Regions from separate parts of the Homo sapiens genome. Here region 1 is linked to region 2. Evidence: read pairs that join two places in POLR2A ChIA-PET (ENCODE). Cell type or tissue: endothelial cell of umbilical vein. All regions are shown on one strand. Each heading gives the region's core, and the rest is flanking DNA. Links, peaks and the distances in the headings are about the cores only.

What was found. Peaks named below come from ENCODE experiments on the same cell type or tissue, not always from the same donor. Only the 100,000 strongest peaks of a DNase experiment are listed, where the experiment ranks them.
Region 1: POLR2A ChIA-PET joins it to region 2 with 10 read pairs; 19 of 35 experiments call an interaction of 5 or more read pairs at or near these places.

The regions. Positions count from the first base shown.
Region 1 is chr11:10,307,046-10,309,848 of GRCh38, reverse strand. ADM (adrenomedullin) reads right to left here. Exons shown (of 4, transcript NM_001124.3): 4 at 2,452-2,803. It overlaps CAND1.11 (a long non-coding RNA gene), which reads right to left and starts at 1,536. Exons shown (of 4, transcript NR_103765.1): 1 at 1,176-1,536. RefSeq lists an enhancer at 1,666-1,935 and a silencer at 2,436-2,535. In endothelial cell of umbilical vein, for the core only: CTCF peaks have their summits at 1,670 and 1,869 (motif pointing right); DNase peaks (open chromatin) are centred at 348, 1,738 and 2,438; H3K4me3 peaks cover 1,388 bases; H3K27ac peaks cover 2,459 bases.
Region 2 is chr11:10,365,315-10,368,117 of GRCh38, reverse strand. The region is part of intron 2 of CAND1.11 (a long non-coding RNA gene); the gene reads right to left. Among named protein-coding and RNA genes, the nearest start is that of CAND1.11, 58 kb to the right of the region's middle. RefSeq lists an enhancer at 1,057-1,556. In endothelial cell of umbilical vein, for the core only: a CTCF peak has its summit at 1,274; a DNase peak (open chromatin) is centred at 1,387; H3K27ac peaks cover 354 bases.

The DNA of each region.
Region 1 (2,803 bases), core at 235-2,734, 58 kb after region 2:
CACCCTTGGCTGTTCAGCCAAGGTGTTGGCTTTTCAAGAAATTGCCTGATACCCCGTGTTTGATTACAAATGTATGGTATCATTCCCACAGCAAGCAACAGTAGCTAAAGATAAAAGCTGTGACTACTCCTCAGCTGTGGACAGGTCGAATCAGCTCACAAATGACTCATCACTGTTGATAAACAATGTGTTCTTGGCATCAATAGTCCCTATCCTGATAAGCTTCAGCACCTCAAAGAGAAGAGCCCGGGGTTTGATGGTGACCTTTGGTTAATCCTGAACTCATACCAAACTGGTCTTAGGAGGGTCTCTGTCTCCTCGCACATGTCTCCAGTCACAGGATTCTCAGCGGGAAGGACTCCAGCTGAGCAGCTGCCTCTTTTGTCTTAGGGCTGAACCATCTCCTTCACTTGCCTTGGATTCCCTCAAGTCATAAGACTTCCTCAGCACAAGGCTAGACGCCTGTTCCCTGCTCACAACCGCCCGAAGCTTGTGCCCAACCTGCCTTTGGCAGCTTTGTTTGCTGGCTGACGCTGTGCCAAGGTGAGGTTTGGCTGGAGTGCTTTGTGGCTACAGGACAACCTTGGCTCAAGGAAAGGAGTAATCTTGCGCCACTGTCTGCGAGGCTTAAGTGTTTGCTGCTCTCTGCAGTTTCTGTAGCCCCTTCAGACCACCCAGAACCCACTCACTGGCACAGAAATTCCATGACAGGAATCTTGAGTCACTCTTTCATTCATACATGCCTGGTACCTTCTCAGTGCCTGGCACAGAGTTCCCACAAAGTGAATCTTTTTCTGAAAGGCCCTTGAGGACAAGAATGGTCTGTAGCTGCATTTCTAACCTCCTCAATTCTGGCACACCTCACACAATTATTAAGATCAAACAGGACAATAAACTATATGAGATTGGCATTGTCAACAGCCAGGTGCCCAAACTGAGGTTTTGTATGGTCTTAAGGAAATTCTATGTACTCGAGTTTACTTTCTTCTAAATTGAAACTGCTTTGGAATGAGGTATCTCTGGACCCCAGAGTAGGGCCCCTCTCTCTCAGTGGGTATGCAGTCCTCTTCTGCAAGAAACTAAACATCCTAGCCCCTCGGAGGGGACCCTGTAATGTGCAAAAGCCCCAGAAGGCCGTAGGCTACCCTGGAAACATTTCCATTCTCCAAACTCACCTTCAGGTTTTCTTCACCAGGGAGGTTTCTGAGATCACCTACAAGCACTGACATTAAGGCCAGGGAAGCTTTTTGGAAGGGACAAGTAGCTGGTCTCCATCTTGGGTCTTCAGGATATTGGATGAGACAAACAGGGCACCCTGAAATCAAAATCAGGGGTCCCTCTCTTTACTCTTCCCTTATGTCCTAACTGTTCCTATGTCCCCTGCCTTTCTAGTCACTCAAGGGGGGCTTAGTGTCCGTCTATCGCCGGAACTGGGGTCAACCTTCTCAGAAGATAAGGCATATAAAGAAAGCAAGGAGGAAGGAAGGAGAGAGAGAGAGGAAGGCTGGAGAAAAGTGAAGAAAAAAATGAAAAAAGGCTTGGGAAGGAGGAAGGAAGAGGTGAGCGGCTAGGGGAGGCGGAACAATGAAGGTCTCAGGCCGTCGGAGGCTCACGGTTCCGCCGGCACGTCCGTCCTGCCCGCCTCCAGCCGGCAGCTGCACGCAGCGCAGCGTGTGGGCGCTGAGTCACTGTCCCAGAACAGGGAGCCGCGGTGCAGGTCTGGGGGGTGTAGGAGGACGGCCCTGGTTGGCATCTGCAAACTGTTTCTTTCTCTCTTTTTTTTTTTCTTTCTTTCCTCTTTCATTAAGGCTGTGTGCTGACTCCCACGTAGGAGAACTTATTAAACCGCACGTACTGCTTGGCGGCGCTGGGCCTGTCTCAGCTGCCTGCAGGGGGCGCTACAGCCTCGCCCATGAGCCAGCGGCCCGCGGGCGCTCAGGCCCGGGCAGACCCGGGGTTACTAGGGGTTACTGGGTTTTCCGGAGGTGTCCCCACGCATTGCTAGGGCGGCTTGGAACTTTAACAACCGCGGCAGGCAGGGGGAACGCCTCTCTTAGAAGGCCTCAGAGACCACCCCAACTCTTCGAAGCTCGCTTTCGCGCCGGGTTCTGTGAGCAACCCTATAAATCTAGGACTCCGTTGCGCAACCCGAGAGTCCAGGCTCGCCAACCCACTAGGGCTCCCCCTACCCACCCCCCGCCGGCCGCCACGCCAGGCGGTGACCTCGGGCGTCTCCGCGAAGCCCTGATTCGCACCCAGGACACGTGTTCTGCGCGCCCCACACAGAGAACAGAGCTCGTGACAGCTCAGCCCGCTCAGAGTAGGGCCAGCACCTGCACGCGCCGCTGTCCCACCTTCCCAAGCCCGGCGGCGGGACCCCAAGGCTCCTGGGCGGGCCGGGACCAGGGCACCCTCCCTTCCTAGACGTGAGAGCCGAGCCGAGAGAATGAATCAGCATTGAGACAGTTTATTGGTTTGCTGTTCGCATATCACCCATTTTATGTAAATAGATTATACAGAGACTCGGTGTTTCCTTCTTCCACACAGGAGGTAATCAGTCTTTCTCTTTCATGCACACAAACACACTCACATTCCACGCGGCGAACAACTTTACACCTCGCTGAGACATTCACGTCTTAAAATAGGGGAGGACAATATAATTGCTTTTAAAATGCCCTTAATACAATATATAACGTACAAAAATATCTCTATATTTGAAGTTACAAAAAAAATCTTGACAGCAACAAACTTAAATATTGATAGTTACCTCTGTATGTACAACACGCATTGCACTTTTCCTCTT
Region 2 (2,803 bases), core at 110-2,609:
GAAAGACAGCTCATAAACTGACCCCAACCTCAAGAGAGCCTTGAATATCAGTGAAGAGGTTACACTGATTCTCAAGAGAGATACAGAACAATCAGGATAAAGAATAATCTTAACCAATTAGTCCATTTTCATACTGCTATGAAGAAGTACCTGAGACTGGGTAATTTAAAAGAAAAAGAGATTTAATGGACTCACAGTTCCACATGGCAGGGAAGGCCCCTCACAATCACGGCAGAAGGTGAAGGAGGAACAAAGTCACATCTTACATGGCGGCAGGCAAGAGAGCGTGTGCAGGGGAACTGCTCTTCATAAAACCATCAGATCTCATGAGACTTATTCACTATCACGAGAATAGCACAGAAAAAACCTGCCCCCATGATTCAAGTACCTCCCACCAGGTTCCTCCCACGACACGTGGGGATTATGGAAACTACAATTCAAGATGAGATTTGGGTGGGGACACAGCAAAACCATATCAACTAACATCTATAGAATATTTACTAGGTTGAGCATTAGGCCAAGTGCTTTATATGCATTGTTATCTCACACCAGCTTAACAAGTATATCTATTATTTTTCTGTTTTAAAGACGAGAAAACTTGGCTCAGAGATGCTGAGTTACTTGCCTAAAATCACAGAGCTAGTAAGTGGCATGCACAGAATTCAAACCCAAATCTGCCTGATTCTAGAACCACTAGATGATATTAAATGGTGATGAACAGCATACTTACAAAAGTCCCTCTCCATGGCCGTGGCCTTAGATGGCATCAGGGGGATGGCAAGGAAGGTGTCAGCCTAAAGCCAGACAATTCCAAGCATAGCTCAAGAGTCACTATCGGGTGTCATTCACAGTTGACAGCTGAACAGAAAGGCTGGACATACATGTTGTCTCAGTTAGCAGGGAAGGACAGGAAAGAAGCATGCTGAGCAAAGGTCCATACTGAATATGATCCCTTCCCTACTCCGGACTTTGCAGAGCTGCCCTGCCCAGCGGCACCAGGCCTTCTCAGAGTTGTCCTTTGGCAGCAATGTAATTCATGTTCCCCACTGAGGGCAGAGTCCAGGCTTTGGGTCTATTCTGGCACCCCTTTTCTTCAGAGGCAGCCAAAACAACCCATTGCCTCATTGCAGCACCCCCTTCAAACCAGTCACTTTGGAGAACTTCCAAGGGCTTCGAGACATCTGTTGAACAGAGTTCAACTGGATCTGTTGAACAGAGTTCCATTCTCAATGCCTCTGCCTGCGGAAAGCCACGACAAGGACAGATGTTGTGGCTAGAGGGCAGCAGAGAGCTAGAGGCAGAAGCGCAAGGAGGAGCTAAAGATCACAGCTGGGAGAGCTCTTGGAGGAAGTGGGGGGATGGGGGGCACATGGAGAACCTCCATCTGCCAAGGAAATCCCCTCCCTTGAGTTCACACAGAGGCCAGTTCAGGTTGAGCCATAGATGTTAGGGGATCACATTGGGAAGCCAGACCGGAGGAGAAGCAGAGAGATGCCAGAGACAACACCACTAAGAGTCAAGAAGAGAGCTGGGAACATGCTGGAGGTCACCAGAGGTCCTGGAGCAGGTCTGAACACAGGCCAGCCTTGTTCTCCCCAGGCCAGGAGAGCAGAGAAGAATTTGGGCAAAAAAGCAAAGAAGAAAAGCTGCCCAGTTCATTTTATGAGGTTATCATAACCCTGATAACAAAACCTGTCAAGAACAGCACATACACACACACACACACACACACACACACACACACACACACACACACACACACACACAAAGACCAGTCTCACTTTTGAATGGGGACAGAAAAACATCTGGAAAAAAATTAGCAAATTTAATTAAAGCACATCAAAAAATCATCCATGATAGTCAAGGAGGGTTTAACAACGTAAGGATGGTTTGACATTAGGAAATGTATTAAAATTATACAGTTCATCCTTAAGAAAATAAATCACCCAAACCTATATTCTGAAAAGCACTTGATAAAGTTCCACATCCATTTCTGGTGGGTTTTTTTTAACTTTCAAATTTTTAGGGAGAGCAGAAAAATCCCTTAACATAATGAATGGTGGCAATATCTTACTTAAAATTGAAATACTACAGATTGTTTCATTAAAATCAGTAACCAAACAAAAAGATCAATGTTATTATTATTACTTAATATTGTTCTAGAAGTTAAGGTCAATGCAATAAATGAAGGAATAAAACAAAAACTAGATGTGGCAAGAAGACAAAATTATCATTTCTTATCAGTGCTATACCTTAGTTATAAAAGCTATATTTTAAAATTCCAAGACAACTTCCAGAAATAAAATAATAGTAAACAAGAACTTAAAAATCAATAATAAAAGTAATGTGAATAAAACAATAGGCAATATAAGCTGTTTACCACCTAGAATGTTATGGTCAAAAAGTTTGAAAACAATGTTGATAAGAGTTTGGGTAAACAGGCACCCTCAAACGTTGCTGATGGTATTTTGCATAGGGGGAAAAAAACGTTTCTTCTCTATACTCTCATAATGTTTCTGGCCACTAAATGTGTATGAGCTTTTCCCATACCAACCAATTCTCCAATTCTCTGTAGGCACCAACTGGGTATCCTATAATTTAACTCAATTCTGACACTAACTTTCCTGAGTTACGGCAGACCCCACAGGTTAAGGGCTCAGTGCCACAGGACTGCCCCCAACTTCAGACACCAAGTACAAGGAGTAGATCCCCAGGTTACCAAATTGAGGGCTGTCACAACCCCCTCCCCAAGTTTGATAATTTGCTACGATGACTCATAGAACTCATGGAAACACTTACGTTT